Regions from separate parts of the Homo sapiens genome. Here regions 1, 3 and 4 are each linked to region 2. The links are chromatin loops, found by intact Hi-C in ENCODE. Cell type or tissue: Caco-2. All regions are shown on one strand. Links, peaks and the distances in the headings refer to the core of each region. The heading gives the core; the rest is flanking DNA.

The links. A loop is a pair of places that touch in the nucleus more often than their neighbours do. Peaks named below come from ENCODE experiments on the same cell type or tissue, not always from the same donor. Only the 100,000 strongest peaks of a DNase experiment are listed, where the experiment ranks them.
Region 1: a loop joins it to region 2, with 3 times the contacts of the local background. A loop is called at or near these places in 3 of 110 quality-filtered maps.
Region 3: a loop joins it to region 2, with 4 times the contacts of the local background. A loop is called at or near these places in 8 of 110 quality-filtered maps.
Region 4: it touches region 2 in a loop (8-fold over the local background); 10 of 110 quality-filtered maps call a loop at or near these places.

What each region holds. Positions count from the first base shown.
Region 1 is chr12:27,894,599-27,903,035 of GRCh38, reverse strand. No RefSeq gene overlaps it. Among named protein-coding and RNA genes, the nearest start is that of PTHLH, 74 kb to the left of the region's middle. RefSeq lists an enhancer at 1,712-1,761. In Caco-2, for the core only: no CTCF peak of the experiment used is centred there; DNase peaks (open chromatin) are centred at 3,515 and 4,785.
Region 2 is chr12:27,837,772-27,846,208 of GRCh38, reverse strand. No RefSeq gene overlaps it. Among named protein-coding and RNA genes, the nearest start is that of MANSC4, 62 kb to the right of the region's middle. In Caco-2, for the core only: no CTCF peak of the experiment used is centred there; DNase peaks (open chromatin) are centred at 1,640, 2,078, 2,358 and 4,658.
Region 3 is chr12:27,937,354-27,945,790 of GRCh38, reverse strand. No RefSeq gene overlaps it. Among named protein-coding and RNA genes, the nearest start is that of PTHLH, 31 kb to the left of the region's middle. In Caco-2, for the core only: a CTCF peak has its summit at 4,771 (motif pointing right); a DNase peak (open chromatin) is centred at 4,810.
Region 4 is chr12:27,729,589-27,738,025 of GRCh38, reverse strand. It overlaps MRPS35 (mitochondrial ribosomal protein S35), which reads right to left. Exons shown (of 8, transcript NM_021821.4): 6 at 2,470-2,579; 7 at 418-487. Among named protein-coding and RNA genes, the nearest start is that of MRPS35, 23 kb to the right of the region's middle. In Caco-2, for the core only: CTCF peaks have their summits at 4,759, 5,349 and 5,549; a DNase peak (open chromatin) is centred at 5,545.

The DNA.
Region 1 (8,437 bases), core at 66-8,065, 57 kb before region 2:
GAAGATCCTGAGGCTCTAGCTTGGGCAGGAGGAACTCTGTTCTGGGTTCTCCTTGGGGTCCTCTCAGTCAGTGCTGCTGCCCCACCTCCTGAACCCAAGAATCCCCGACTCCTCCTGTAACACTCCGGCCAAAAGAGATAGCCAGCTTCTGAATTTCCCCTGCATACCAATACTTAAAAGTTTTGAAATTCTTTCTAAAATGACTTTTGCCAGACAGTTTGCAGCTCATCCACAAAAATCTATATCGGCAATATTCACTTGGATGCCCCTGGCTAAATCACCTTACCAGTGACTTTGAGACACTGTAGATCTCTTAAACCACATATGTAGAGATTTAAATAACCATCTTACAACATGAAAGAGAGATCTGATGTACAATTTTGTGCCTAGTAAGTCAGTCAAATTATTACTGGCTCTAATTATCACCCCCATAGCTGCTAAATTCTTTACCTGCAGCAGAGTAGAACTCCAGAGGTGAGAAATTCTTTCCTCCCTTTGAAAATGCCAAGGAAAAAACCCAAAGGAGTGACTTCCAATACGAACCTTAGAAATCAAATCAAACCTACACTGTACACAAAGACAGGACAGGCAGAGGGAAAAGCACAGCAAACGTGGAAAATAACTTGGAAAAGATTAATCTTTTAACTCTGTGAATGCTTTAATAGGAACTAAAGCTTTACCTACATGGGACAAATGACCCTAATTCTCCCTCCTAGTGTGTTTGTATTTCTATAAGAAGTTCAATTTTTTTTCTATTTTGTGAGAATTTACAGCATCTGTCTAGAATCCAGGCAGAGAATAATATAATAGATGATCAAAGTGTGAAAACTGACACCCTGGAGAATTCTCTGTGGGGGAAAGTGATGATGTCGTAGGTTGTGTGGGAACAAATTTCCCTTGGCTGCTGTGCCTACCATCACGACAGACATAAAGCAGAATCCCCACGTGGACTACCAAAGCCATCTGAGCCACATGAGATGCAGGTCAGCATGTGTCAACTTCATAACTGGGTTTAAAATTAGGTTTACAGTTAGGTAATTTCTTCTTCTAACTTTTGCAGTAGGAGAATAAGCCCTTAAATCCACTGATATGCCATGTAACTAAATTTATCCTAATGATCCAGGGTTTCTTTTATACTTATGTTCCAGGGATTCAAATCCAGAACTGTAATAATTAACCAAAGTAATTGTATATTCTTACTTCCATATCTCAAGACTGAATAGAAATAGAACTGAGTTCATGATGTTGAGATATAGATGTAACAAAGCATGATGGACATTCTGTCCTGGCTGCATGTTAATGACAGCGATGGAGAACTGCAACCCACTTAAAGAGACACAAAAGAGAGCTGGGACATGGGTTAAGAAGTCATAGAACCTGATTCCACCTTTTACTCCCTACATGGCCTTGGGGAAGTTACCAAAGCCTTCAAAAGTTCACTTTCTTCATTTGTCACAGTTAAGGTACCAGAATTTACTTTATGTGGGTTTGAGAGAGAATAAAATCCAATAATCCATGTGAAAGCCGTAGTTTCTGGGCTGTGGTCTGTGCCCAGGATTACTTACCATGACTGTATCGGTCAGGGTGCTGGCAGGAAACAGAAGGTCAATTTGAGGAAGTTCTAATCAAGGGACTTTTTACCAAGGCAATAGAGCAGGGTGTAGGGAACGCTTGGTGGATAGTGCAGAACCCTGGGGCTCGTAATGACCACCCTGTTATAACCCCTCAGCCTGGAGGAAGCTAAAGAGGGAAGACTGGGCGGAAAAGGCTGTTTAACAGGACCTACAATTCCTCCCAAGAAAGATACCTGACAACAAACACCCCAACCTCACTCTCCCCTTTCCTTCCAGTCTCCTCCGGGTGCATTTTATTAGCCAACACAGTTGAAGACCAGAGAATACAAAAGCTCTTCCTCATAGTCTATGTAGTTCAGCCTCTTGGGCTTCAGACCAGTGTGAAGAAGGGTGGAAGAGCATATAGAAGATATTAGCACGATACAGATTTTTGAGGCTATAATGTTAAATAACCAAGCTCAGTCATTTACTGAGTGCCTAAGATAGTGTCCAGCACAGGATGTGTACTCAAGGAATGTATTTTTATTTTTAGCTATTTTTTATTTTGTTATTTTATTTTAGATTCAGGGGCTACAAGGTGCTGGTTTGTTACATGGAGATATTGTCTTATGGTGACGTTTGGGCTTCTGGTGAACCCATCACCCAAATAGTGAATATTGTACCCAACAGGTAATTTTCTAACCCTCACCTCCCTCCCATCTTTCCCTTTTTGGGGGGCCCCAGTATCTATTTTTTCCATCTTTATGACCATTTGTACCATTGTTTAGCTCCCACCTACAGGTGAGAATATGTAATATTTGATTTTCTGTTTCTCAGTTAGTTCACTTAGGTTCAATGGCCTCAGCTCCATCCATGTTGCTGCAAAGGATGTGATTTCACTCTTTTTTTATGGCTGATAGTATTGCATGGTGTATACATACCACATTTTCTTTATCCAGTCCACCACTGATGAACACTTAGGTTGATTCTTTGACTTTGCTATGGTGAATAGTGCTGCAATAAACATACGAATGCAGGTGTCTTTTTTTCTCTGAGAAATATGGGATTATGGGCCCGGCACGGTGGCTCATGCCTGTAATCCCAGCACTTTGGGAGGCCGAGGCAGGCGGATCACAAAGTCAGGAGATCAAGACCATCCTGGCTAACACGGTAAAACCCCTTCTCTACTAAAAAAAAAAATACAAAAAATTAGCCAGGCGCGGTGGTGGGCGCCTGTAGTCCCAGCTACTCGGGAGGCTGAGGCAGGAGAATGGTGCGAACCCGGGAGGCGGAACTTGCAGTGAGCCGACATCGCGCCACTGCACTCTAGCCTGGGTGACAGAGCGAGACTCTGTCTCAAAAAAAAAAAAAAAAAAAAAAAAATATATATATATATATATGGGATTATGTAAATGCAGGTATCTTTTGGTAAAACAATTTCTTTTCCTTTGGGCAGATACCTAGTAGTGGGATTGCTGGGCGAATGGCAGTTCTATTTTTAATTCTTTGGGTAATCTCCTTAGTGTTTTTCTCAGGGGTTGAACTACTTCACATTCCCACCAACAGTATATAAACGTTCCCTTTTCTCTGAATCTTCACCAACATCAGTTATTTTTTGACTTTTTAATAATAGCCATTCTGACTGGTGTGAGATGGTATCTCACTGTAGTTTTAATTTGCAAAAAAAATATTTTTAATGGATATATAAATTACCTTATTAGTCAGATTCCAGTTCCTTTATGGATATTCTGCCTTTTCCAGAATACGTATGACAAGTAAATCATTCATGGGGTCAAGCCATCGTAGGGTATGTAGAATCAGGAAGCAAAGTATTTTCAGACGGGGCTGTACAGAGAGGCAGAGGATGAATTCCTCCCCTGCCCCAACACACACACACACACACACACACACACAGCTGACAGTGTTGACAAAGCCTGGGTTATGTTTTCAGGCTCTCGAGCCATAACATGCATAGATGAAGAGTCATCATGGTTACAACATCTGAGCAAGCGACTGAAAATCCAAGCCTACGCACTCAGCTCACATTTTCCTTTGTGAGAACATGAAGGGAGAAGTTGCTGCTGACTTCAGAGTCAATGCTGACAGACGATTTCACATGAAAAAACAACACCCATGTAATACTATAGCTCAGTTTGGGGGCTGCTGGAGTTGACACATCATTCAAGGGATAAACAAGTCTGCTAGCTGTCATACCATTTGGCACAGCGAGGGACTTGAGCCAGTTAAAAACAAAGCCCTGCACAAAGAGGCCTAGGCTTACTTGGAGATTTATTTGAATTCTACATGTACATTAGTCCATGATTTAAATCGTTTTGTAAAGTTGTGTCATAGAATGCAACTTTGGGAACAGGGAGAGGATGGAGATGAATATGAAGCATGCTACAAATGATTTTACAAATAGACCATCCTGGTAATGTGTAGCACAAACCGCTGGAATTCAGGGGTGGGGAATTGTCCCTGTCACTTTAACCAACTGCTCATATCACCAAAGCTATCCAAAAATCTGCATGGGAAGAACTCTTGCTAAATTTTAGGAGGAGAAAAATTGAAATGGAAAAGAAAACTTTAGATGTTATCATCTATGAATCATGCACCATAATCAATCAATATAATCTCTGCAAGCAAATGGCTACTAAGGAAGGAATCATATTTTCGAATGTCCTCAACCTCTATGCTTTAATGATAACCAAAAAATTTTCAACATTGTGCTATTTAACAGCATAACGACTATTGGATTTGGATTGTTAAGGCTCTCTTGTTCTAATATTTTTTAATCTATCGCCTGGATCTCTTGTGACTGCATACTCTTTGAAAGGAGGAGGAGGAAAACAAATACTTTCAATATTTGCCTTCATAGTCTCCCTTTACTGGTCACCTTCACATTCATCTAAAGTACTTCCTCAGAAAACTCCTAAAAGAAAAATAACAATTTCCCACTAATATTACAAAAAAAAGATACTTTTTGTAAGTAAATTTTCAATTTTAGAAGAGTTTTAGGTTTACAGAAAAGCTGCTCAGAGAGTACAGTGGGTTCCCTTCTACCCTGGAGCCAGTTTCCTTGTGTTAAGCTCATATGGGTGACACATTTACAACTGATGAACCAATGTTGATGCATTATTATTAACTGAAATCCAAACTTTATTTGGATTTCAAGACTTACTCTATTAAAAGAACTTTGCCCACTGGAAACAGAGCACTGTAACTCTGGGGAGGTGGGGGAATAAATATTTACCTTAACGGGTATGGATTTTGACCTCAACTGCTCATTTTATCTGACCATAGCATTTTTCTACCAATTCAAAACATCACAGGGACAGTAGACCAAAGGACAGAGCACCAGTCTGGAGAAACGTGTTCATGGAGAAGTATGTCTCAGCCTTAATCCTGTTCTGCCTTAGAAAAACGACTCAACTTTTCTTTGATCCTAAGTTCTATTTCCTACAAAATAAAGAAATCAAATTATTAATAGGTGATTTCTGAAACTCTTTACAGCTTGAAATTCTATGATTCTAGAATATCTGAAAACATCTTAATGTTTATGTGGCAAAGGTTTAAATATAAGGTTAGAAGATTGTAATTCTGGCTTTTTTTTTTTTTTTTTTTGAGTCTCACTCTGTCACCAGGCTGGAGTGCAGTGGTGCAACCTCGACTCACTTCAATCTCTGCCTCCCAGGTTCAAGCGATTCTTCTGCCTCAGCCTCCCCAGGTAGCTGGGATAACAGGCACGCACCACCACACCTGGCTAATTATTTTGTATTTTAATAAAGACAAGGTTTCACCATGTTGGCCAGGATGGTCTCGATCACCTGACGGCTTGCTCCGCCCGCCTCGGCCTCCCAAAGAGCTGGGATTACAGCCGGGGGGGTTCTCAATATTCAAATTTGCCTAGAGGAAGTTAATAATACAAAAATGTCTGTTAAGAAGTATCACGTACACAAATGTTTTCACTTAAAGAATGTGGGCCAGGTGCGGTGGTTCACACCTGTAACCTAGCACTTCGGGAGGCTGAGGCGGGTGGATCACTTGAGGTCAGGAGTTCGAGACCAGCCTGGGCAACATGGTGAAACCCTGTCTCTACTAAAATACAAAACTTAGCTGGGCGTGGTGGTGCACGCCTGTAGTCCCAGCTACTCAGGAGGCTGAGGCACGAGAATTACTTGAACCCGGGAGGCAGAGGCTACTGTCAGCTGAGATAGCGCCACTGCACTCCAGCCTGGGCGACAGAGTGAGACCTTGTCTCAAAAAAAAACAGAATATGGCTAAAATTTACAAAATTTACAATATAAGTAATAGCACAGGGATAGTCATTCAATATTGACTTTAACATTGTCCCATTCTCTTATAGTCTTCTAAAGACTTCTTATGCCATTTCATTTCTTCTCATAAGTAACCCAGAATAAAATCTAATGTTGATATTTTGTATCCTTTTCTTTAAAGAAGAAAAATAGACTACAAATTCTAGTAAACAAGTTAGTGTAGATTATTCAGCATTGATAAAAATGTGCTAAAGCATCACATCAGAATTTTACCTACAATATAAAAGTCAAGTTTTTATGCCTGACTATAGACAAAGTACCAACATCTTATTGACTCAAGAGTGAAGAACTTTTATAAAGGTAAGGCATATTCAGCATGTACAAAATGTCTTAACACCCAGCAGATGACATCATTACAAAACTAGGAAACTTGAAGGCAAAACAGAAGAAACAACATTTTCACTAACTTAAAGAAAATGTTATATTCAGTTTTCATAAAAAATTTAATGAGCATGTTTATGAAAGTAGAGGTCATACAGGAAGAACATGATGTCGCTGTCCAAAAAAAAGGAGCTTGTGACAGTTGAAAGGGAAAATCCCCAGCTCTTTCAAGGCCTCTTCTATGTTCTTAAGGGGAATTATGCATCTGAATTTTTTTTTTTTTGAGAGTCTTGCTTTGTCGCCCAGGTTGGAGTGCAATGACACAATCTTGGTTCACTGTAGCCTCTGCCTCCCAGGTTCCAGCGATTCTCCTGCCTCAGTCTACTGGGTAGCTAGGATTATAGGCACCCACCACCACACCCAGCTAATTTTTGTATTTTTAGTAGAGACAGGGTGTCACCACATTGACCAGGCTGGTCTCAAACTCCTGACCTCAGGTGATCCGCCCGCCTCGGCCTCCCAAAGTGTTGGGATTACAGGTGTGAGCCACCTCGCCTGGCCGCATTTGAAAATTTTTAAGTGGTATTCACTGGCTGTGGAAATGAAAACATTTTTTCTTTGAGTGAACCCTTTGACGGCATCTCTTTCCTCAAAAAAATTTTAAATATTTGTGTGTGTGTGTGTGTGCCAAAATATGCATAAAATATAGTATTCACATGATGTATATATGTGTGTAATATATTATATTACACAATATATTATATATTCACACATAAGATGTACATTTGTATATATACACACATAAAGATGTAACTTTTTCTCATGAACAAACTCAAATATATTCCTAACTCCACAGCACAGCCATATCAGGATGTACTGCTTAATTTCACCCTGCCCTTGCAAGCAAATCCAGTAAACAATACACAGAGAACATTTTTTAAAAGCCCAGTAATAACCATAATGTATAGTCTTATTTGTTCTATTTATTTTTCAAAATGTTTTCCAGTTTGATAGCCTTACCATCTGGGAGGACCACTGAATGAAAACAGAAAAATTTGTATATTTTGGAAACAGATCTAGGTTCTATTATTTACTAGCTGTATGACATTGGATATGGAATTTTACCTAAAACATGAGGAATAAATCCCTTACAGGGTTGCTGAAAAAGCTAAATATGATCACGTCAAATGCCTGAGTGTCGAGTGCAAGAATGGAGCTCTATGTTTTCATTACTTTTTCCCACTTTTGGTATTCGTCATTTAATTAGTGATGCAAACACTACCGGAAATTGGCTGAATATCTCACGGTATTCTTACTTATCCCTCTTCACTACTATTTATCTTTGTGTTAGTCTACAAATCCTCCACAGAAAACAGAGAAAAAACGAAGAATTCACAACTATATCTCAATATAGCACCAAGACTTACTTTTAAAGAAGTTCCTCTTCTAGAGACAAGGCATAAGTTTTAAACAAATACTAAATGTTATTTTATTTTGTTATAATCATTGATTAGTATTTATCTTATGTAAGAAAAGCTGCAATAAGCAATTGCAATATAACAAGTTGTATGTTGAATTAAATATGTTTAGGTAGCAAAGTCACAACTTTGAAACACAACACCTGAGGTCCAGAGATTTTAAAAATAAATTCAAGAAAAATAAGAATTTAACTTATAAATGATTTTTCATAATAAGGGTCAATGAAATAGCATGAAAAGTTGGTATCCACAGACATTCCAAAGTTTTTTATTTTATGAAATTTCTCCAAATAAACTTTTAAATAAAGTAACAAAAAAACTGATCAGAAGAACTTTTTTATTTTAAGCAGTTAGTTTCAAAATGGCCAAAAGAAAAAGAGACAAAATAAACTAAGCGATAAATAAGAAAAACTTTTTAAAAATGTCTTATTGTTATTGACAGCTTCAATAACATACTGGATCTGACCTTGAAGATAGGTCTTTTGAAATTACCCAATCAGTGGGGAAAAAAGCATAAGAATGAAAAAGAATGAAGACAGCCTATAGGAATTTTGGGACACCATTAAGTGAACAAACATTTGCATTATGAGACATCTAGAAGATACAAAAATAGGGACAGAAAGCTTGTTTAATAAAATGATTGCTGAAAACTTCCCAACTCTCAGAAGACGTATGGACATCCAGACACATGAAGCTCAAAGATCCCCAAATAGGTTCAGCCCAAAGACATCCCCACTGAGGCACATTA
Region 2 (8,437 bases), core at 185-8,184:
ATTGGGAATGTAAATTAGTTCAACTGTTGTGGAAGACAGTGTGGCGATTCCTCAAAGATCTAGAACCAGAAATGCCATCTGACCCAGCAATTCTATTACTGGATATGTACCCAAAGGAATATAAATCATACTATTATAAAGATACATGCATGCCTATGTTCATTATGACACTATTCACAATAGCAAAGACATGGAATCAACCCAAATGCCCATCAATGATAGACTGGATAAAGAAAATGTGGTCCATATACACCATGGAATACTATGCAGCAATAAAAAGGAATGAGATCATGTCTTTTGCGGGGACATGGATGGAGCTGGAAGCCATTATCCTCAGCAAACTAACTCAGGAACAGAAAACCAAACACTACATGTTCTCACTTATAAGTGGGAGCTGAACGATGAGAACACATGGACACAGGAGGGGAATAACACACACTGGGGCATGGCAGGAAGGGGCCGGGGGAGGGAGAGCATCAGGGAAAATAGCTAATGCATGCTGGGCTTAATACCTGTGATGAGTTGATAGGTGTAGCAAAGCGCCGTGGCACACATTTACCTACGTACAAAACCTGCGCATCCTGCACATGTACCCCTGAACTTAACATTTTTTTAAAAAAAGAAAAAAAATCAGAATTTCAAATAAAATATCAAGTCTCTTAATTTTCAACCAACAAGGCTTGCAGTAATAAATTGGGACTCTGAGAGGCCACTGTCCAGCCCTGGAGTGCTTCTTTCTTTAGCGCAAGTAATACCACTGGGCTTGACATAAGGCTTTACAAGTCTACATTAACAAATCTCATTCTCCCACAACCACATTTTACTGATAATGAAATTAGTGCTAAGCTGTTAAAAGATTTGCCTAGTATCCCATGACCAATCACTGTTAGACCCAAAGCTGGAATCCAGATCCTTTGATGGTAGATGTGGAGTAGAAAGAAATGGACTTTGGAGTCCATCTGACCTGGGTTCAAATCCCAGTTTTGCCCTTAAACTGTGTAATTTTCTAAAGTTACTCGATCTGGCCAAGCTTTGGTTTTCCCCTCTGTAGAAAGAAGACAAAGGTCTTCCGTACAATTATGGAATAAGGATTGAGAGCCTATGTGCAAAGTGCCTGGTGCTCAGTGGGTTCTGCTGAAAAGACACATTCCCTCCCCACCTTGCGGTTCAAGGTCACCTGCAGCCCATCACAGAAGGATCACATAGAGCGATCACCTGGAGAAGCCTTCAGACTGGGAAGAGACGTTCACTTCATCTGGCAGCTGTAAGTGGTCAAAAAGCAAGACCATATGTCTCTCCACCTGTCCCCACTGGCCTTTCTCCTAAGGGACGAAATCGAAGAGAACTCTGGGTTTTGGCTTCCTGGATGGTTTATTAGGGCTGTAGAAGGACTTCAAGATGATTCTCATAAAAGCTGTTTTCCTTGTGATTAAGTTGTGTTTGCCTGTTAACTATGTGGTAAACAAACCCTCCACTCCCCCCTTATGGTTATAGCGTAGCCGCCTGTTAATTGGGACTTGGAGGGTAGCGGGCTGGCAAGGCTGCCCGGGACAGGAAGCCAAGAAGCCCAATTTGGTTATCAGTTCTGTTGACATGAGCTGAGCTGTATGTGGTTGTGCGGTGTGTCCAGCAGGTCTAGCTTGGGGTTTTCCCAGCTATGAAAGACCTGCTGTTTGAAACACTTGGACTGTAGTCAAACAAGGGATTCGGATCAGGGCTCCGGATCAGGGCTGTCGCTGCCGTCAGCCCCATCAGCTCTGCGAGCATGGTTTCCCTCTTGGGCAGGGGGAAAGGCAAGCCAAACATGTCTGATCCTATACTTGGTTCAGGGCTGAGGGGAGAAGGCAAGGCAAGGAATGAAACAGGCTGCACCTGGAGCTAATCTGCCCTCCTTAACACCCCACCACAACCTCATCAGGGACAGAAAAAATAAAAAATCCCTTTCCCTGCAAAAGGCATGAGAAGCACTGAAACCCTCTCCCTCTGTGTCACTTATCAGAACTGAACTCAGACAGACTTAATCCCTGAAACAAGACTGCCAGAGGATCAAATGGGTGGGAGAGGCTTGCTGGGAAATTCCTCCCAGCCCGTGGATACATGAGTTGGGAAGAAATTGGGGCAGTTCCCAGTGTAACTTGCTACCCCTCCCCCAGGAGCAATCACTGTCAAAAATGATTTATCTTAAACATTTTTTAATTATTTTAGCCAATGGGGTGTGTATGTGTGTGTATGTTACAGAGAGAGAGAAGAGTATGTGTGTGTTTTTAATCATTTGCGGTTAAGTCTGAGTTCACAAGAGCCTGAGTTCAGTAGCGTCCAACCGCCAAACCCACACCCAAATATTTTGTAGATAACAGAAGAGCCATTGCCGGGTTATGCTCGTGTGTACACAGACAAGCTTTGTGGTGGTGTGGCGAGGACCCTGAAGTGGGAGTTGGGATGCGAAGCTTCTGCAACAAGGGCTGCCACATGTGATTCAGCTGCATCTCAAGAAACAAGGTTTTGAGGAAATTCCATGAAAACCATTCCCTCTTCTTCCTAGTAATTGAGTATAATGAAGCACCTAATGGGTACTGTTATGGAGTTAAGTGCTGATGAACAGGGGTAGCATTTATTATTAGGTTTAGGGTTGTTGGGGTTTTTTGTTTTTGTTTTTTGAGGCAGGGTGTCAGTCTGTCACCCAGGCTGGAGTGCAGTGGTGTGATCACAGCTCACAGCAGTCTCCACTCCCCCGGCTCACGCGATCCTCTCATCTCAGCCTCCCAAGTAACTGGGCCTACAAGCACGCACCACTATGCCCAATTAATTTTTGTATTTTTTTTTTTGTGGAGACGGGGTTTCACCATGTTGCCCAGGCTGGTCTCAAGCAATCCACCCGCCTCGGCCTCCCGAAGTGCTGGAATTACAGGCGTGAGCCACCATGCTTCACCTACGGTTATTCTTACAACTCCACATGAAGTGCTCACAAGACTGGAAGCAATTATGCCAAGATGTTAACTGTGGTTAATTCTGGATGGTGGGAATATGAGGGTGCGTTATTTTCTCCTTAAACTTTTCTACAGTTTAGACATTTCTACAAATACATAATTTTAAATGCTTGCTAAATGAATGAATAAATGAACCCAGGTAGGAATGGAAATAGGTCTAGCTCCTGATTTCAAAATTGCTCTTATTCCTGAAGAGAATAATTGCAAGCATCTGTTTATGTGGGATTTGTGTGTGTGTGTGTGTGTGTGTGTGTGTGTGTGTGTGTTTACTTTCTAATTTTTTTTTTTTTTAGGATAGTTGAAGAATGAAAAACAAGAGGCAGTGTATTGGGAACAGCAGATAGTGGGGAAAAGAGATTGAAAATTTGTGGAGAGAGGAGACGAAAGCCAGATAAGAACCACTTAGCTTTAATAAGTGGCTTCCTTTGAGAAACATGGAAGGTTCCAGATGGGCAACAGAAGAGCTTGGCTGGTCGTGTTCACATGTAAAAAGGTTTCCACCATGTAAGACAACATTTGCCAGAATGTAAACACCACCAGTCTAGGGATCCTATTTGTTCACTGCTCAATCATCTGTGTCTAGAGTAGTGTCTGGTACATGAAACATGTTTCAATCAATAATTTTTAGATGATGAGTGAATCCATTGTCTTTGAATCCAAAGAGAAGAGGAAGCCAGGCACAGTGGCTCACACCTGTAATCCCAGCACTTTGGGAAGCCGAGACGGGCAGATCACCTGAGGTCATAAGTCCCAGACCAGTCTGGCCAACATAAAGAAACCCCATCTCTACTAAAAATACAAAAATTAGCCAGGCGTGGTGGTGCATGCCTGTAGTCCCAGCTACTCAGGAGGCTGAGGCAGGAAAATCACTTGAACCTGAGAGGTGGAGGTTGCAGTGAGCCGAGATCACACCACTGCACTCCAGCCTGGGTGACAGAGTAAGAAACTGCCTCAAAATAAAATAAAATAAATAGAAGAGGAAACGGCTTTCAAGTAACAAATTGTATGATTTAGATAAGAGACAGATAGAAAATATTTCTGACTGTGAAGAATTTGAAACATTTTTAAGGGTATCAATGCCAGCGGTGGGATTTCTAACCCCTGGAACTTTATAAGAAAAGAGATCATCAAAAATATGTATTATTGTAGTAGTAATAATGTTAGAAAGTCCTATACACAAGTCAAAGAGGTTCCTATATTCCTTTATTTGCTCTTATTTTGGTTTAAAAGACATGCTAAGGCTGTCTTGACCATTTCCCAAAAACTAAGGCAACTAATGAGTGTTTCATTGCAAACTGTTTCTCCCCTCAACCCACAGTTGTCAAATGGCTCCAGGTTAAACGTTTATTGTAATGAACTTGACATAATTATTTAAGCTCTACACAAACTATATAGGACCACGTAAGGCTTCATGATCTCTTTAGTCAGTAGAATGTGGTCAGTTATGAGTAAAGGTAAAACCATACAAAAGCTAAGCTGTCAAAAATATGATTGAGAGATTGAAAATAAATGCACCTGGTCACATGGCTTCCTAGACCATGGGATACACAAGGACACTCTGTAGTGACCTTCTGGTGTGTTTCTTCTTACTTGAAAGTTCTTGCCTGAGCAGTTCAAGTTCGAGGGGCTGTCTACAATGGGCATGAGGCCTGCTGTTATGTCTTCAGTAGTCCCCAGGCCCTCACTTTGAAGTGATGACTCACAAAGAATATTTTGTCAGGCCGACTGGGTCGTAAAAATATTAAGTGTGGTTTTAAGCAGTAAAGGTTTTTATTATCATGCTCACTTCCTGTCATGAAGCCTTGCATTAAATTGTACTTTAAAAGGGATTAATGACCTGCCTGCTATGTTTCACAAGAAATTTATTATTATAAATATTCTAGAAGCATTGATAGTAACACTAGGGTTCATTTTTTAAAAATTGGAGGTGCTCAGAAAATGTTCACTGAACTGAATTTGCAGCATATTAAACAAAAAAGCATGATAGTGTATTGGGGTGAGAATTCAAGAATTTGTTTTAATCCAGAAGTTGTCAGACTTTATCCATCATCGTGGAATTGTTGACGCTATCATCAGAATGGGACACATTCCTTGCTTAGACCTCTCATACCTCAGCAGGGCAAGGTACCTTGTTTCAGCTGGTTGTAGCCCAAGATGATTATCCCCCTCCTTCTAGGACACTCAGCTGACAAGACTGACTGAACCCCCTTTCAGTGTCATTGTCTTTTAAAAATCTAACAAGAAAAATCATCACTTCCTATCTTGGTTGTAATTCAGTAAGACTTACAATTTGCCAACTGTATTATCTCGCCAGCCACCAAGCCACTTTTCTTCTTTGCTGAATTTGGTTTACCACTTTCAGGCCACGTTATCCTAAGCAATTTCTGGCTTCTTAGAAGCAGGGCTTAGGGGCCCACTTTCAGATCCACAAACTGAAGTCATTTTAGTGCCTGCCTCATTTAATCTTTCTTTAGTTTCAATACTTGTCTCTCATATTCTCTAGCTTGTTCAGCTTCCTCTTCTGCAAAATGAGGATGATACTGTAGATTGCTTAAGCTAACGAAGATAAATACTGTTTCACATAATTTGCTAAATGCCAAGTATTTTGAAAACAGCTAAAATAGTCTGCATGTATTGTAATTCTCAGGCCCTAACTTTGGCAGCATTTCAAAGGTGACATTTCCATTTGTATTGTTAGAAAGGACTAAACATGTACATTTGATTGGCAGGGTTTAGAAAAAGATCTGGTACAGATATGTTCCTCATTAAATTCATATTGCATTATTATACCTCTGCAGAAAAGCTATGTAAAAGGCCTTCCAGAAGAGGGCAATGTTTCTGAGGTTAATTTGGCTAATAAATTTTCCAAACACCAAATATTCACACTAACTCCACATTATTTATTCAAAAGCCCTCTCATGCTGAAGTCTGAGAACTGATGACTTTAGGAAAACATTGGATTTGTACTGATTCCTCTTATAAATATTACTGTAATTTTCCTTTTCTTGAGAAATCTGAAACTATTCTATCTGATGTTTGACATAAGTCTTCTTTGGGGCCTAAAGTTTCTGGGAAATGTCTTTGTGCCATGCCAGAGTCTTGGTTTAATTGTGCTGACAGTTCACAAACTTTTAAGACTGGCTTGCCTCTTGAGACTGAAATATTGATGTTATTTTAGATGGGTGCTTGGCTGCAAAGATTACCATTTGATCTGCAAAGAGAAGGACTTAGAAAACACACTTGAGGCCGGGTGCGGTGGCTCACGCCTGTAATCCTAGCACTTTGGGAGGCTGAGGTGAATGCATTGTTAGAGCTCGGGAGTTCAAGACCAGCCTGGACAGCATGAAGAAACCCTTTCTTTACTAAAAATACAAACATTAGCTGGGCATGGTGCTATGTGCCTGTAGTCCCAGCTACTCAGGAGGCTGAGGCACGAGAATTGCTTGAACCCCAGAGGCAGAGGTTACTGTGAGCCAAGACTGTGCCACTGCACTGCAGCGTGGGCAACAGAGTGAATCTCTGTCTCAAAAAAAAAAAAAAATAGAAAAGAAAAGAAAACATACTTGATTGTTCTTCCCTTTCTCAAATGCTAAGTCAAGCTGATCCTGAAGCTATGGTTCATAAATTACTATGGTGACTACCCTGCAGTGTGAGAGACAGGACCCTGAGTCCTCACAGGAATCTGGAGTGAAGAACTAAACTTTTTCCCCACTGAAAACAGCACGGTTATCTCAGGGACTCTTCCTAGAAAGATGCTGTTCAAACTTGAGTTTTAAAAAATAAAAGCACTTTCTTCCTAGAAAGATTTCGTAATTCTGCTCCAAAGAACCCTAGCCCAAAATATCCTATGGAAACCATTTCAAGAGAGTCCTACTTAAGAGAATTCAGATGAGTTTATGGTGGCAAGTGCACCATGCTTCTCCAAGTGTGTGCAGCCTGTACCAGCCAGGCACATTATAATAAAAGGTGACTTGCCAATAGCACTGGCATGTCCCAAGGAGAATTTTGCCTGAAAGATCTCAAAAAAGCAAACTTAGCTTCCATTAACCTCTCCAACCCTATAAAATTATCACCTGCGTGGACATCTATTTATTTGTTTGTTTTGTTTTGACTGCCAATATCACTTCCCCTGTATTTTGGCTAAGAATGCTTAAGCAATGGACATGTGATCCTAGTTTGGACAATCAGATTTTCTCTTCTTGCAATTTGACTCTTCAGTGAAGTGACAAAAGAACAGGAATTGTTGGGTGCAATCCTTCTAAAACAGCCCAGTGAAGAAACAGCTGGTTAGTTCCTCCTACTGAGATCCTTGTAGTTGTAGTTCTCCTGGCCTCTGCCCCTTCTGAGACCTGAACACTCAGCTTGTCCTTGGATTTTGTGAGCTTAAGTTAATCAGTGTTGGTTTCCTTTATTTGCTACCAAAGATCCCTAACCAAAGCATCTCCTGAATATAAAGGAATTCTGCAAATCCCTATGGGCCAAAGACCACGTGGATTGTCACACCATGTACTGCTAGCCAGAAAACAAAAACAAAGCCTTCTTTAAAAGTCTATAAAAGGCATCCATTTCCAAGTTAGAAGAGCAAAGACATTTCCAATCCCTTCTGAAAAGTCATCTGAAAACAAGGAAAATAGGAAACAGAAAGAGGACTCTATGTTTTTGATGAAACTAAAATCACCTATAATCCTGAATCAAAATGCTAAAAGTAAATCAGAGAACTGTGGATTGCTTAACTGATGGAGGAAAGTCAAAACCAGTGCTGAAATGGTGGGATGCAGGAAGTAGGGGCAAGCTATGGTTTGAGAAGCAAATCCAGGAAAACTCAGAATTCAAGGTACCTGTTAGGAATGAGGCCAAGGCACTGAAAAGAAAAGGCCTGTCTGAAAGTCTACATAAGGAAAGTCTATCTCAGACCCTAGGCCCACCCCCATGCTACACTGTCAGGAACTCTCCATCTTCCACCCCACCACAAGATACAAGGGTTTTCTCCCTAGCAACATTTCCCCAGAGAAACTACAGTCATGAAGCACAGGGAAGTGTGGGGGTGAGGTTCTGCAGAATAAACAGATAATGCCTTCAGATCTTTCCCTTCCCTGAAGGTGGAGGTGAGGGGAAGGGAAGTAAGAAAATGTCCAGGACTTTAACTGTGCAGGCAAATGTATTCATAAGCTTTGTAAGAAGCTGTTGAAAGGTATAGGAAGACTTCATCATATAATCCTAGAAAAACAGATGAAGAGTTGAAGTCACTATAATAATATTACCTCCAGGAAGAAGAAAAAGTTGTATAACAGGAAAAATAATCCCTCCTTGGCTTAGTGGGAAAAAATTAACATAGTCATAACGATGGAAAGACTGAATACTGTAGTTGAGCAGAAAGTGAGGACTGGATAGGAGGAAGTCAATATATAATGTATAAAATTGACAAACCAAAAGATCGAAATACAGGGTTA
Region 3 (8,437 bases), core at 356-8,355, 99 kb before region 2:
CATAATACCTGTCAACAGTCCATGGAAGTAGCTTCCAAGTGGCTCACTTAGGAAAAAGTTTTTAGTGTTGGGCAATAATAAAGAAATCAGAACCAAAACACCTTAAGATGCTTCTGTTTGTAACATTCTATTTATTTTATTTATTTATTTATTTATTTATGAGACGGAGTCTCACTCTATCACCCAGGCTGGAGTGCAGCAGCGTGATTTCAGCTCACTGCAACCTCCACGTCCTGGGTTCAAGCGATCCTCCTGCCTCAGCCTCCTAGGTAGCTGGGATTACAGGTGCCCACCACCACGCCCAGCCAATTTTTGTCTTTTTAGTAGAGACAGGGTTTTGCCATGTTGGCCAGGCTGGTCTCAAACTCCTGGCCTCAAGTGATCCACCCGCCTCAGCCTCCCAAAGTGTTGGGATTACAGGCATGAGCCATCGTGCCTGGCCTGCAACATTTTATTTCTTAAGCTGAGTGGTGGATATAGAGATATTCATTATACACTTCCATATATTTCTTGACGTGTTCAATGTGTTTCCTAATTACAATTACAAAAGCAAAATAACATCAACGACAAAATCATCCCCCTCGTAGAACTCTAGGTCCCAGCAGCTTACAGAGAGCACTGAGCAGACTGAACGGGGTGCTAACTTTAACCATGTAATGGCCTTGATTGTGTGCCTTATTTACTATTTGGAATAATATTATTGCAGTGACAGTAACAGCAGCAGATGCTTACTGAGTACTTACTGTGTGCCAAGCAATCTTCTCCAGGGTCTACTTCTATTAATTCATTTCATCCTTATAGCACCTCTCTGCATCAGCACTAGCATTATGCTCATTTTACACATGAGGAAGGTGAAGCATAACAAGGTGTAGTAATTTGCTGCAGGAAATGGCAGCGTTGGGATGTGAGTCCCAGCAGTCGGGATCCTGAATCTGCCTATTTCACTACTGCCCTATACTGTTTAAATCCTATTTTATGTAGGGTGGTCAAGGAAGACTTCCCTGATATGGAAACATCTGAGCAAAGGCCTGAAGGAAGCAAGGGAAAGAGGCATGTAGGGAATAGCATTCCAGGCAGAAGGAAGGTCAAGCTGATGTCAGTGAGGTAGGTGTGTGCTTGGTGAGTCTCGAGAACTCTCTGACATATGCAACCCTGCAGAATGAAAGCCCTTCCTCTCTCTCCAGAATCCATTTTATGTTCATTTATCTGCTATTTTTAGTTCCCTCAACACGCCTTTCATTCTCCCACCTCTAGAACTCTTCCTCCCTGAACACTCCTCCCCAGCCTTCCATGTGCTTTCCTTTGTCAGGCTAACTTCTCTGGGCCTCATCTTACTCACATCTTCCATTATGTCTTCTTTGAACTCGCTGTTTCTCAAGTAGTGAGCCCCATAGCTCTGTGCTTTTCCTCCCGATAGCTAACATTTATTAGGTTCCCCCTCCGGCCCCCACCACCATGAGACAGGATTATGTTAAGAACTTGGCTGGCATCATAGCATGTCAATCCCATAAGAACCCAAATATAATAGGTTTTGTTAGTGCCTCCATTTTCTGGATAAGAAATCTGCGGCTTGAAGGTCAAGCAACTCACCAAGGTTACAAAGCAAGAGCCTGAGTCTAGATAATGCCAAAATCCCTGTTCTAAGCATTCTGTCCAGCACTTATCACACTGTTCTGTGATTGTATGTTCACATAGCTGTCACCCACTAAGCTCCTTAAAGCAAGGACTGTGTCATGTTCCCTAGTGTCTGGAATGGTTTCTGCCACATAAGTTGAATAAACATGTGCTGAATCAATGAAAGGAACATAGCAGCTCTTTGCATGAGCGGAGCATCCCTGTTCTCAGCATCACCAAATCTGGGTGAGAACACTTGGATCTGAGGCTTAATTCTGATGTTTAGCAACTGTGCCTGCACCATTCACACCCTCTTTCTTCAGCCAGACCACACCACGTATTTCAGATTCTGCATTTCTGCTCACTCCATATTCTCTATCCATCAAGCTTCTCCTGACCAGCCTCAATCTTTGATAAGAGCCTCATATACTAGCCAGATGCAGTGGTCCACACCTGTAATCCCATCTCTTTAGGATATTAAGGCAGATGAATCACTTGAGTTCAGGAGTTCGAGACCAGCCTGGGCAAAATAGTGAGACTTCATCTCTACAAAAAATACAAAAATTAGCCAGGTATAATGGTGCACACCTGTGGGTCCTAGCTACTCAGGAGGCTGAGGTGCAAGGATCACTTGAGCCTGGAAGGTCAAGACTGCAGTGAGCTGAGATTGTGCCACTGCACTCCAGCTTGGGTGACAAAGTGAGAAACCTATCTCAAAAAAAAAAAAAAAAAAAAAAAAAAAGAGACTAATATACTGACTCAGAGATATATTGATTGTCCGGGACAGTCTCTCCAAAAATCCAGAACTTTGCCAACATATCGCCTTCAAGAACACTCCATAGACAATTCCTTATTCTCTACTCCTGACTCTGAGCTGTTCCCTGCATCTCTCTGATTTTTGTACCATATATTGTTTGGTATCCAAATAACATACCATATATTGTTTGGATCTGATTTGTACCATATATTTTAAACTTATTATGACTACATAACATCATAAAAGATTCCTCAGTTGTTCTATTTCTCCAATCATACAACAACATGGTGGACAATAATCAATTCTTTAAAGAACTTAAATGATATTTAAAAGGCTTGTTTATAGAAATGATTCTCAGTAAACTATCGCAAGAAGAAAAAACCAAACACCGCATATTCTCACTCATAGGTGGGAATTGAACAATGAGATCACATGGACACAGGAAGGGGAATATCACACTCTGGGGACTGTTGTGGGGTCGGGGGAGGGGGGAGGGATAGCACTGGGAGATATACCTAATGCTAGATGACGAGTTAGTGGGTGCAGCGCAGCAGCATGGCACATGTATACATATGTAACTAACCTGCACAATGTGCACATGTACCCTAAAACTTAAAGTATAATAAAAAAAAAAGAAAAAAAATGCTAATTCAAGAGTTATTAAAGCTTTACCTAGCACTCATGTATGGGAAGTGGTTTTAAATATTATAGAGTATGAACAGTTTTTGAGATATGTAATATTTGGATTTGAATTTTTGCTTACGTCTTTTTAATTAAAACTTTACAGTGTAACAGGTCATGCTCTGGATCAAACTCATTTTGTTTCTATTCTGAACACTGTAGAATCCATATCTAAGGAAGAACAGGCTGTGAGATGCATATGTGATAGTAATTTCTTCAAAATAACAACTAAATAACAAAATAACTCCTAAGTAAACATTTCTAGAAATAGATCATTACACACACACACATCACACGTTTTAAAGAAATCACACCAAGCTTGGTGCAGTGGCTCACATCTGTAATCCCAGCACTTTGGGAGGCCGAGACAGGCAGATCACAAGGTCAGGAGTTCATGACCAGCCTGGCCAACATGGTGAAACCCCATCTCTACTAAAAATACAAAAATTAACTGGGCATGGTGGCACACGCCTGTAGTCCCAGCTACTCAGGAGGCTGAGGCAAAAGAATCGCTTGAATCCAGGAGGCGGAGGTTGCAGTGAGCCAAGATCGTGCCACTGCACTCCAGCCTGGGTGACAGAGCAAGACTCCATCTCAAAAAAAAAGAAAGAAATCACACCACTGATCTGGTGAAAGTTATTAAGATATTAGAGTACTATGATGTTGTGATAATTACAGACCTTTTTCACTAGCATAGCTTCTCTTCATTTGTAATATTGCCTAAGAGTGAGCATTTCTTATGTACTGAGCACTGTCAAGGGCATTGTATGCATTATTTCATTGAATTCTTCAAAACCCCTCTGAAGTAGGTAAGGTGATTGTCTCATTTTGCAGATGAAAACCATTAAACTCATTGATTCAAAGAACATGTGCCCAGAAAGGTCATGTCAGAATTGGAAGCAGACAATCTGAGTCCAGAGCCTCTGCCTTTCCTAAAATATAGATTAATTCATAAATTCAGATATCATTAGGGAATTTAAAAAGTCAAAAATTTTGCTACATAGTCTTTACAATTGACAAATAGGAAAAAGAAAGAAGAAAAAAAACCGATGCATAAGGTAAGATGTTGAAATTTCTTACATTAATTTAATATGTATGGTCTATTTGTCTTCTGGAAAAAATAGCATTTCCCATTAATTATAAAATAGTTCTAAATTATGGAATAAAATACTTGCTTCATGCCATATGATTTAAAACTTATTCATTAGCAAGCACCACAGATTTTCTTATATTCAAATATTATTTTTTCTCAATGTCAACATATACCACTTTTAAGCCTAAGGACTATTTGATCATCACTTTGAGAAGTTTCTTGTTGCAAAATAACAGGTTGGCAAAGAAAATACTGAATTTGCCAACTTAAAAATGTTAGTCATGATATTTATGTCTAAAGTTCATCATTCGTTTTGTAAAACCTCTAGTGTCTTTTCATTATTATTAAATATTGAAGTTTTCTAAAAACACAAACCAACAAAAATTTTGGTATGAATTATGCCACATTAATATAAAATTTCCAGAGCTTCAAAAGTTTTTTTTTTTAAACCACATAAAACAGAGCTGGAAGATATTTTAAAAGGTCACAAGGTTCATCCTCAACCACTTGCAATCAAGACTAGTATCTAAGAGACACATTTTAAGATTGTTTACTAGAATAATTTCAATCATATTCATAAATTGTGCTCTGATTATTTAACATGAAACATGTTACTGGCATACTCTTAAATTCAGCTGACAGCCTGGGAGTGACCACGAGGTGGCAGCACAGGAGACACTCAGCCTTGAATTCAACTTGTACTCCCCTGACTGGAGGAGTAAGCCAGAGAAAGGTAGGTATAGAAGAAGACGCAACACTCTCCTTTCTCTTAGAACTTTCAGATTGTGTGGCTTTGCTGGCCATTCCATTTATGGGTTAGAGGAGCCAAAAACAAGAATTACTTTTTTAATGGAGGAAAATATCACCTATAAGCTCATTCCTTTTCACGTTTTCCTTCATAGGCATGTTTTTGCGTAGTTGTTGTACATATAATTTTCTGGTCTTCTAATCTATTTTACACTGTTTCTGTTTTCCTGCTTTAAAATTTCAATGGATGGCTGGGCAGTGTTTCAGGCCTGTAATCGCAACACTTTGGGAAGCCACGGCAGAAGATCTCTTGAGGCCAGGAGTTCAAGACTGGCCTGGGCAACATAGCAAGACCTCATCTCTACAAAAATTTTAAAAATTAGCCAGGGGCAGTGGCATGTGCCTGTAGTCCTAGCTACTCAGCAGATGGAGGCAGGAGAATCACTTGAGACCAGGAGTCCCAGGACGCAGAGAGCTATGATTGCGCCACTGCACTCCAGCCTGGGCAATGGAGCAAGATCCTGTCTTAAAGAAACTTTTTCAAAAAATGTCAATGGCTTCTCCCTGCTCTTCTCAAATGGCCCTTGATGGTCCCTCCAGCCTTTTCTTTTCCAAAGTGATCTCCCTGCAGACCACAGGACATGGCACAGTGAAACACACTCAATTCATATTTATTGAAGTTTTCATTTTTTAAAAATTATTGTGGCAAAAAAATAAGGTTTTCTATCTTAGCCATTTTAAGAGTGCAGTTTAGTAGTGTTAAGTATATTCACATTGTTCTACAACAGATCTCCAAGACTCTTTCGCCATGCAAATCTGAAAGTCTATGCCCATTAAACAATTCCCCTTTTCCTCCACTACACCCACCAGTCCCTGGTAACCACGATTCTACTTTGTTTCTGTGATTTTGACTACTTCAAATACCTCACATAAGTGGAATGATATGATACTTGTCTTTTTGTTACTGGCTTTTTTCACATAATATTATCGGGGTTTATCTATGTTGTAGTATGTGACAGAGTTTTATTCTTTTTTTTTTTCTTTTTTTTTTTTTGAGACGGAGTCTCGCTCTGTCGCCCAGGCTGGAGTGCAGTGGCGTGATCTCGGCTCACTGCAAGCTCCTCCTCCCGGGTTCACGCCATTCTCCTGCCTCAGCCTCCCAAGTAGCTGGGACTACAGGCGCCCGCCACCACGCCCGACTAACTTTTTGTATTTTTAGTAGAGACGGGGTTTCACCGTGTTAGCCAGGATGGTCTCGATCTCCTGACCTTGCGATCCGCCAGCCTCGGCCTCCCAAAGTGCTGGGATTACGGGCGTGAGCCACCATGCCCGGCTGTTTTATTCCTTTTTGAGGCTGAGTAATATTCCATTGTATGGATTTACTGTGTTTTGCTTATCCTCCATCCATTCATGGACATTTGGATTGCTTCTATCTCTTGGCTACTACGAATAATGCTGCTATAAACATGGATGGGCAAATATCTCTTTGAGATCCCTCATTTAGCTTTTTTGGATGTATACTCAGAAGTGGGATTGCTGGACCATATGGTACTTCTATTTTTAATTTTTTTAGGAAGCTCCATACTATTTTCCATAGAGCTACATCATTTTAGTTTCCCACCAACAGTGCCCAAGGGTTCCAATTTCTCTTCGTCCTTACCAATCTTGTTACTTTTGGGGTTTTGTTTGTTTGTTTGTTGAAACAGGATCCCACTACATTGCCCAGGCTGGTCTCAAACTCCTAGCCTCAAGCTATCTTCCTCCTACCTTTGAGTCCCAAAGAGCTGGGATTACAGGCATAAGTCACCACACCCGGCCTACTTTTGTTTGTTTGTTTGTTTGTTTGTTTGTTTTCATAATAGCCATCCTAACAAGTATGAGGTAATATCTCATTGTGTTTTTGATTTGCATTTCTCTGATTAGTAATATTAAGCATTTTTTCATATGTTTGTATGTCTTCTTTAGAGAAATGTCTATTCAAGTCCTTCATCCTTTTTAAAATCAGCTTGTCTTTTTGTTGTTAAGTTGTACAAGTTCTTTATATTTTCTAGATATTAACACCTTATCAGATATATGATTTGCAAATATTTTCTCCCATTCTGTAAGTTACCTTTTCACTCTGTTGATTGTGCCCTTTGATACACAGAAGTACCAATTTTTTTTAAAGAAATGACTTGGCGTTCACAATTACCATTCTTTGCGGCAGCCACATCATACTTCCACTCAGCAAATAGTTACATCTAAATTGAGTTAACCATTCCTCTGTTATAAAACATTTCCTATTCTGGATAATTCCACTAAAATAGTTTTGTGAGTATAATTTTTTTCCTTGTCTTAATGGTTATTTTCTTAGAATATATTTCCAGAAGTAAAATTACTGGATCAAATAATATGAACATTTTATAGTTTTTGATACTTGCTAAATTTTTCTTATTAATTTCCATGACCAACTATAATATTCAAACAGTCACTGTTTATTGAACTCTTAGAATAAACTGAGTGCTTAGAATGTATCAAGGACTCAGCTACATTCTTTGCACATAGTATCACTTGTTCTCACATCAATGCTGCAAAGTAGGAAACATCACCATATTATGGTTAATAATATAGATTTACCCTTGTATTAGTTACCAAGATCACACAGCTTATAAGTGGCAGAATTATCATTTGATTTTAATTCTGCCTAATTCCAAACACCGTATGAATCTTTTCATGATACTACATTGCTTGTCTGTGTTTGAGAATATACCACTTTTACCTTTTCTTCACTCCAGTTTTGAGAATTGTAGTGTTTGCTAATTCAATCGAAGAAAAATAGATAATTGCTATTTTAAAATACATGCCTTTGATTACATGCACAGACGAATATTTTTCCACATTTTGTTTACTCTACTCCTTATTGTCTCCCTCCCCAACACCAAATGGATGTTTCCTGTCTCTGCACAACAGTATAGCACATAGCCTTTTCACAGTAAGGGTTATTACACAACTTTTATCCTGCCTTGAATTGTGCAACTTTCTCTTATTTTTTTTGTATCTTCTGCTTTATTTTCATATCTTATCAAATAATTTAACTTTTTCTAGAGTGAAGATATTCACCTTTTATCCAACATATTTGTTGCAGTATGTTCTTTGCCAATTTGTTATTTTCCTTTTTATTATTGTTTTCCTATTTACATCAAATAGTTCTTAATTTTTACACATCTAGTTTGATGTTGATCATTTACTTGGTGGTTTCTTCTATTGCTGCTTTGCATAGAAGTTTATTCTAGCTCCACTAATAGATGTCTGATTAATATTTCTACTTTCTTGTTAGTTTTTCTGTTTCAAACCAATTCTACTATTTAAATATTTAATCCCTCTAAAATTTATTTTGAATCATAATATAAATGTAAAGGTATCACTTTTTCAAAATTGTAAAGCAGATAGCCCCAATACCATTAATAATCTTCCCTTTCCTCACTATTCTGTAATGCCTTAATTATATATTAAAGTCATTTACATGAACTAATTAATTTTTAAGATAACTTTGTGATATAATTAGA
Region 4 (8,437 bases), core at 285-8,284, 110 kb after region 2:
TGTGTTAACTAAAAATTTCAATAAACATTTAAAATACCTTTCTATAAAGTTTTGCTCTGCAGTTTATTTAAAGAGGATGAATTATAAATTCTCAAATTATACAGATAATTATTATTCTCTTCATAGCTGACAACTTTCACCCAAAGTCAAAAAAAGAAAAACAAAGTCAAAAACTCTGAAGTTTCAAGGCATTTTAGGAATATGATTTTAGCAAGGTCCTGAGATGAACTGAATAATCCTATTTCAAGACCTTTACTTTTAAAGTCAGTAGAAGCTACCTATGACATTTCATACATACTTAGATTATTCAGCAGTTCACAAAATACTCAGTTGAGTACTTGCCACAAAGAGTATTTTGAAAGGTTAACATCATCTAAATTACAATGACAAAATCATTAAATATTCACACACACTTACCCAAGACTCATGGTATAACACTGTTAGTAGATACACTGCATAATCGTAATTCTGCCTCCTTAAAGGGCACCTATTAAAGAGAAAGCGGGAGAAGTCAAAATTCTAAAAACTCAGTACACAGAAAAATTTGCAAAATATGCAATATACTAAATACAGAAGATAATGTTTTCAGGTATTCCTTTTCTGCTTTAGGAAAACTGTTTTTGGAATAAAAATAGTCTTTGTAGTTCATTACTTGAGGAAGCTAAACACCGGTGTTATTTTAACTTAATTTCGAGTATCTCTTTGTTTTCATTACTAATGGAGTTATCTGTATGTAACAATAGCTTACGCTACTTTTACTAGGATTGTGTCCAATATAAGTTCCCTTCACCATCTCAGTGCTAAGAATCTGCCAGATAGCATGAACATATCTGATGAGTTCATCTAAAAAGTAGACATAGAGCTAGGCATGTACCTCATGCCTGTAATCCCGGAGGGTGAGGTGGGAGGGTTGCTTGAGGCTAGAAGTTTGAGGCCAGCCTGGTCAACACAGCAAAAACCCTGTTTCTACAAAAATTAAAAAATTAGCCAGGCATGGTGATGCGCACCTGTAGTCCTAGCTACTTGGGAAACTGAGGCAGGAGACTGCATAAGCCCAGGAGTTCAAGGCTTCAGTGAGCTATGACTGTGCCACTGACCTCCAGCCTGGGTGACAGAGTGAGACTCAATCTCTAAAAAAATTTAAAAATAAAAATAAGAAGTAGATATAGAAAGATGATAGATGTTAATCTTGGTTTTCCTAGAGCTGATTCTTTTAAAAATGAGTTACACTATACAATGCTGTGCTGTTGCTGCTGTATTTAAAATGGAACTAATAACTTAAAATTAGGTAAAACTTCTACATACATGAGATGACACATTGAGCTTTAAGGATAATAAAATAATATACAGAAAGATACGATTACTTCCAATTTCTTTAAATATCAAATAAAACCATCATATGACAAATAACTTCAACTATACTGCTTATTCTGTACTTATATTTATTTAAGTCCTCTACTCTAAATAGTTACCATAAAACATATCCATACACTAACACTTGTAAAACTACCTAAAAAAAAAAAAAGCAACATTATTGGATACTCACAGAATTTCAAACAATAACATTTTAAAGGCATTTTTTAAAGTTGCATGAACTAGAAAAGCCAACATTATCTGAAGATAGTAAAAAGACTATTCCTAATATATTTCAAATCTACTTTCTCCCATATGGTAATAATCACAAACCATGGTCCTGAGCTTTTTCTGCCTCCACACTGTTGCAATCTCTGCATGTGTGTCAGGCTCCTTCTTCCCACCACTGCAAATCATGAGACCTAATCGATACTGACACCTCCAAATGCTTTCAAACAGGGATGAGCAGGAAGACAGCAGATCGGCCCACTTAACTTATCTCTAAAAGTGGGTCTTTTTATATTTTGACATAATTTGGAAACAGCTAAAGTATAATTCTAAAAATAAAATAGCCATTTAGTGAAAACATACCAATAACCTTTCTTTACTTCAAATAAAAAATGACGCAATTTATAAATTCATATATGATAAATTTAATATTGCCTTTATAAACATCTGTCCTGGCTCTGAGATTTTGATTATTTACGAATGTGCCTTCATCAATTTCCAAATAGATCCATAGATCATTTAATAATTTTACTTTTGAACTACAAGATTTTTATATGCTTTGAATGTGTAAAAGCCTGCTTAAGCATTAATCACTAGCAAACCACACTTTTTTCTTCTAATCTCTCTCTTGAGTTTTATATACATGGAAATATTAAAATCAAGGTTAAAAATAACATTAAATTAGCTAAGCATGCCGCTGCATAAAGATCACAGCAATAGTAGGCCAGTGTGAGGATATTAAAAATATGAATTAGAGAACTCTGCTTAATAAGAAAAGGCTACGCCCTCCCCCATCTTCAATATAGTTTCTTTAAAAAGGACTGCCAAGGAATTGGAGGACAATGAGGAAACACACGTGACCAGTCGGCTGAACATTTTTTCCATTACCTATCTGTTTTGATGGTAAGCACATCTGTGGTCTTGCAGTATCGCTCTCCTACAAGTTTAATTAATTTCTTCTTTGCGTGATCATCTAAATTCAAACTGGAAAGCTTTACCTTAAAAATAAGAAAAGTTATTTGAAAAAATAATTTCATATAATTGTTTAGTGAAAAAAAGGTAGCAATGTTATTCCTATTAACATTAAATCCACTAAAAAGAAAGCTTTCCAAACTCCTTTCTATACAGAGCAAGCAGTTGGGACATATTATAAACCCTGATCTTACTCATGGAAACAGAAAAAGGGAAGGCAACATACTGTTTGAAGTTCTTTGAAAGTTCTGGGCATTAATGCCTTCCCTGAAAGAACTAACGACATATCTGTTAAATAAATGAAATTATGGTGCTTACGAGTAGCACTAATAGAATTAAACTCAATTAGCGTTAGTTAAGTTGGAATATAGAAATAAATAGATAAAACATAAGGGCTTTAAGAAATTTCTATCATGCAATTATGAGACTTGCATCATTACAAGTTCTACCATGCAATTATGAGACTTGTATCACTGCAACAAGCTTTTTTTAAAAGCTACAGATATCTCATGGAAGCTGGAATACAGCATCAGGGAAGGATCAAAACAATTGAAAAATTCATTTAGCTCAACGTTTCTCAAAATGTTAACACTACTCCCACAGGCTAAGAAGAATTTTTTTAAAAGGCTCTTTCTGTTGAAAATGTTTAGGAAATGCCGAGGTAAATTGGGTTTTTTAAGGTAGCATTTTTTAGAACAGATAATATGCTAATAAGCATCTTGAAATTTCAAAATGCAGGGTTAATATGCAATGATTCTCAAATTTATTTGACGTCAGATTCCACTTTTCAAGGAACGGTTCACAACAGTAGTCTTCCTTAGACATATTTTGGGAAGTGCTAGAACAAATGAACACAATTTTTAATTTGCAGAGAATAAGGGCATGGGCTAAAGGTATTATCTAGAGATGAATACATTTGATACAAGAAGATAGGCCAGGCACGGTGGCTCATGCCTGTAATGCCATTACTTTGGGAGGCCGAGGCGGGCGGATCACCTGAGGTCAGGAGTTCAAGACCAGCCTGACCAACACGGAGATACCCATCTCTACTAAAAATACAAAATTAGCCAGGTGTGGTGGCGCATACCTGTAATCCCAGCTACTCAGGAGGCTGAGGCAAGAGAATCACTTGAACCCAGGAGGCGGAGGTTTTGGTGAGCTGAAATCGCGCCATTGCACTCCAGCCTGGGCAACAAGAGCAAAACTCTGCCTCAAAAAAAAAAAAAAAAAGAAGATAGGTTAGGTTACACACCAGAATACAGTTAAATAAGGTAAAGTATAGGTTAATCTTCTATGGAGAGCATTAAGAATAAAAAAGAGCTGTAACTATATCAAGAAGAAAAAAAGCTAAATAGGATTTTGAAATCTATTTGGTTTTCTGTAGCTTCAATAACTCTGTACACTTCCCTCAAGACATCACAGTATAGTAGCCTATTTATTTTCCCATTTTTTCCCCACTGATTTGAAACCCTTGAGGGTAAGAATGATGCTATCTCGTTCTTGGCAATGGCTTAACACTTAAAATGCATGCAACAAATATTTGCTGAATGAATACATAAATTTTTAAAAGGGAGGATATATTGTTTTTTAAAGCACTGTGAATTTTTGTATTTTGTATTTGAAGTAGAGAAAATAGATAAATATAAATGCACTCTTAAAAACAACTCAAGTAATATGAATACTGACTATTAACTCTCAATTAGACAATGTGAATCACCACAGTTTTCTGGAAAGAGAATGTATCAACTACCAGGTTACTGACTTGACAGATAAAATAAGCCATTTTATACTCTGATTAAAACCAATATGAAGAATTTTTTACAAAAAATAAAATATACCTTTATTATGATTATGAATACACAAATATATGCACATATGCATGTATAAGAGGGAACAGGGAGAGAAAAATAAATAGTTTTTACATTAGGATAGTGAGAATGTTGTGATTTTGCCTTTTTTAAACCTCCCTTCAATGAAATCATAATAATGTCTAACAATAAATTTAAAAGTTTCAAAAGCTTAAAGTATTCTAGCTTTTTATATAAGAAGTGGTCCAAAAAAAGGCAGCAAAGCTGATCATTACTGCAACGTGTAATGTAAGATCACATTCACATTAATTTAAAACTCACATTAACATTAACATTTTAATGTTCAATAACTATATGGAGTTTATGCCAAAAATCATAAATATTTCAGGAACAGTTGTGTGGTGCACTCACGCCACCTGGTAGCACTCAAAGGCACTGCAACATTGTAGTCTTTAATCTGGGCTAATACTTTAACCTGGGCTGAGTGGCATTCACTGTCTTTTATCAAAATTCAAAGTACTTAGATATTTTGCCCTCAGTTGCTACATTTCAAAGAATCGATATAATACTGTTAACATTATCCCCAAAATAACACTGATATTTCAAATCACAGGAGGTGCTGGATATATATATATATATATATATATATATATATATATATATATATATATATATATCTTCAAATGACTACATTTTAACACAAAAAGAGCTACATAAATTCGGAAATGTCTAAACTTGTGAAATATTTTCTCTATATGCAAGTATGATGTGGTTAGTTAAAGAATGCTGGTATTACATAAAAGACAAGAATTGGTTTGATTTGTAGATTTGCCATTTAATGTTACCTTAAATCATGTTACCTCCCTGAGACTCAGTTTCCTCAAGAACACTTAATTCCAGAATTTTTGTCAGAAATAAATGAGATTAATAGAATAAAGCACTTTTGAAGTAAAGTTATATATAAGTTGTTTTTAATCCTAAACTTTTATGACTATCAAAATTTTTTTTTCTGTGCATTAAAACATTTGAGTATGTCCAATAGTAGTTTCTAACAGTTGACTACCTTCACGATATTGCTTTAATCATGCTGGACTGCATGTGCTTTAGTCCACCTGTTTGACCTACGTTTACCCTTGAACTACATGGCACATCCAGGACACCACCACTGAGCCTCAACAGCCAGCAGGTGGGGTGCAGAGTCTAGCAGGGCAGACATGAAGTCAGCAGAAGGGGTACAAGGGAGCAATGAAGGCATCACAGGCTAGCACAAGGCACAGAGAGGACAAGAGGAAAAGCATGATACAAGAAATGAAATCTGGTGCCATCCTTCAAATAAAGCAATGAGATTATTTTTGTGTGAAATAAAATAAGCAAACTTAGAACCAGTAGGGACATTGGATGTCAATTCTAGGACTGAAGACGGAGGCCCACAAAACTTGAGGTGAATAACGTAAATTAAGATCTAGGTTTTCTGACTCTCAGTTCAGAGATTTTTCAACACACAACAGAGCTCAACAACTGTTGGTTGTAGTTGTTACCATTATTATGAAAAATAGGTAACATTTAATATGTTCTTAAAAATATGAACCTGTGGAATGGTACAAGCATGGCTGAACTTTCAATTCTTTTTTTTCTTTTATTGGGATTTTTGAAATTTTATACAGTAAACATATACTGTCTTTGTGATTTAAAAACAGCTTCAATCTAAGAACTTAGTATATTGTTGTGTATTTAAACTGTTCTACAAAATAAAAAAGATTGGAAAGCTTCATAATTCACTTCATAAAGATGGCACAGGCCAGGTGCGGTGGCTCACACCTGTAATCCCAGCACTTTGGGAGGCCAAGGAGGGAGGAACGCTTGAGGTCAGGTGTTCAAGACCAGCCTGGCCAACATGGTGAAACCCCATCTCTACTAAAAATACAAAAATTAGCTGGGTGTGGTGGAGCATTCCTATAATTCCAACTACTTGGGAGGCTGAAGCAGGAGAATCGCTTGAACCATGGAGGCAGAGGTTGCAGTAAGCCAAGATCGCGCCACTGGACTCCAGCCTGGGCAACAGAGCGAGACCCTGTCTCAAAAAAATAAAGTTATATTAAATTAAGAAAAAAATTGGTACAGCCCTGATACTGAAACCTAGCAAAGAAAGAAAACTACAAATCAATCAACAATATCACTGAGGAAAATGGAAAATTCCAGAAATTAAAGATTGTTTATTTGCTAGTACATAATGCGAAAATGGTTGCATAGATTTTCAACACATTTCTTCAGTGTACTTTGAATGTTCTGGCTTAAAGTACAGGCTACACAGAGTATAAAAGTTAATATTTTGAGGGTCCCAGGAGGCACCTCAAAGAGGTAGTAGTCACCCTCCAGACAAATCAAAAGCACATCAGTAAGGGCTCCTTGGAGAAATGCTGATTCTAGGAATGGGACAGGGAAAGAGCCCAGAGCATTTTGTAGTGCCAGAAAATAAGAAATTGCTTAAAAACAAATGACAGGGGCATGGCAAAGGAACAGAAGAGTCACTGGAAAGAGTTCCCAATGGTTAAACTCAGAACAATTTGAGCAAAAAAATAATGTTTTATTGGATTATGACACATAGTGTAAAATAAATATCCATGAGTCCATACTGATATAAATAAATGATTAATAAATAGGGGAGAATGAACAAATTTGCCATATAAAAGGACTGTACATAATTTATGTGATACTTCTTTCTCAAAGAAGTGGAGCATACCTCCTGATCCTTAAGTGTGGGCTCTGCATAGTAACTTTCTTCTAAAGAGTAGAGTATGGGTAAGAGGGGAGGAAGTATAATTTTATGGTGAAGAAAATGGACAAGTACTACCTCAGCCAGGTGATGAAGATTAGCATCATCACTGACAAATCATGGCCGGCACAGTGGCTCACTGCCTGTAATCCCAGCACTTTAGGAGGCTGAGGTGAGAGTATCACTTGAGCCCAGGAGTTCCAGACCAGCCCTGGCAACATGGCAAAACCCCCTGGCAACATGGCAAAACCTCATCTCTACAAAAAATACGAAAACTAGCTAGCCGTGGTGGCTTGCGCTTGTAGTCCCAGCTACTGGGGAAACAAAGGTGGGAGGATCACCAGAGCCTGGGAAGGTCGAGGCTGCAGTGAGCCGTGCTTGTGCCACTGCACTCCAGCGTAAGTGACAGAATGAGACACTATCTCAAAAAAACAAACAAAACAAATCATCTTAATAGCCTATACTCTCGATATGATGTGATGAGAATGGCACTTTATTTCTGGGGTTTTTCTCCCCAAACACACAACAAGTTGAAAGACATTCTACCAAATATACAACTAGTACTTCTCAAAACTGTTAAGGTCATCAAAAACAAGTCAAGTCTGAGAAACATCACACCCAAGATAAACCTAAGAAATTATGATGACTAAATGTGATTTGTAAACTGGATGGGATTCTGGAACAGAAAAAGGGTATTAGAAAAAAACTAAGATAATCTGAACAAAGTAGGGACTTTAATAACAATAAATTCAATATTGATTCAGTATCAATATTAATTCACTAGTTGTGACAAACGTACCATAGTATATTTTAAGATGTTTACAACAGGGGAACCTGGGTCTGAAATTCTCTACTATTCTTGGAACCTTTCTGTAAACTAAAAACTATTCTAAAATAAAAAGTTTAATTTTAAAAAGTATATCAGGTAACTGCTCCATGACTGCTGTGTGAAAAAGATATGCCATGTGTACCAAGATTTCTTTGACAAAGGAAACAAACAGTGACTTCAAATACTAAATTAGAAGTTCCTAGGGCAGACACTTGGAAGTGCAATGGCACGTGGCGTGGTCCAGGTGAGTAACAGTAGGGATCTCATGTTTCTCCAAAGCAATATGGCATCCGGACAAATGACCCTAAGTAAAATTCTAGCACAGCAAATCAGCAGTAGAATAAAAGAATGATACACTATGAACTGACCAGGGTTCAGAAATGCATCAGTATATTGAAAACCTATTGATGTAATTTATGACTTCAATAATTCAAAGGAGGTAATTTCATAAATGCTAGTAATCTAAGAATAGGA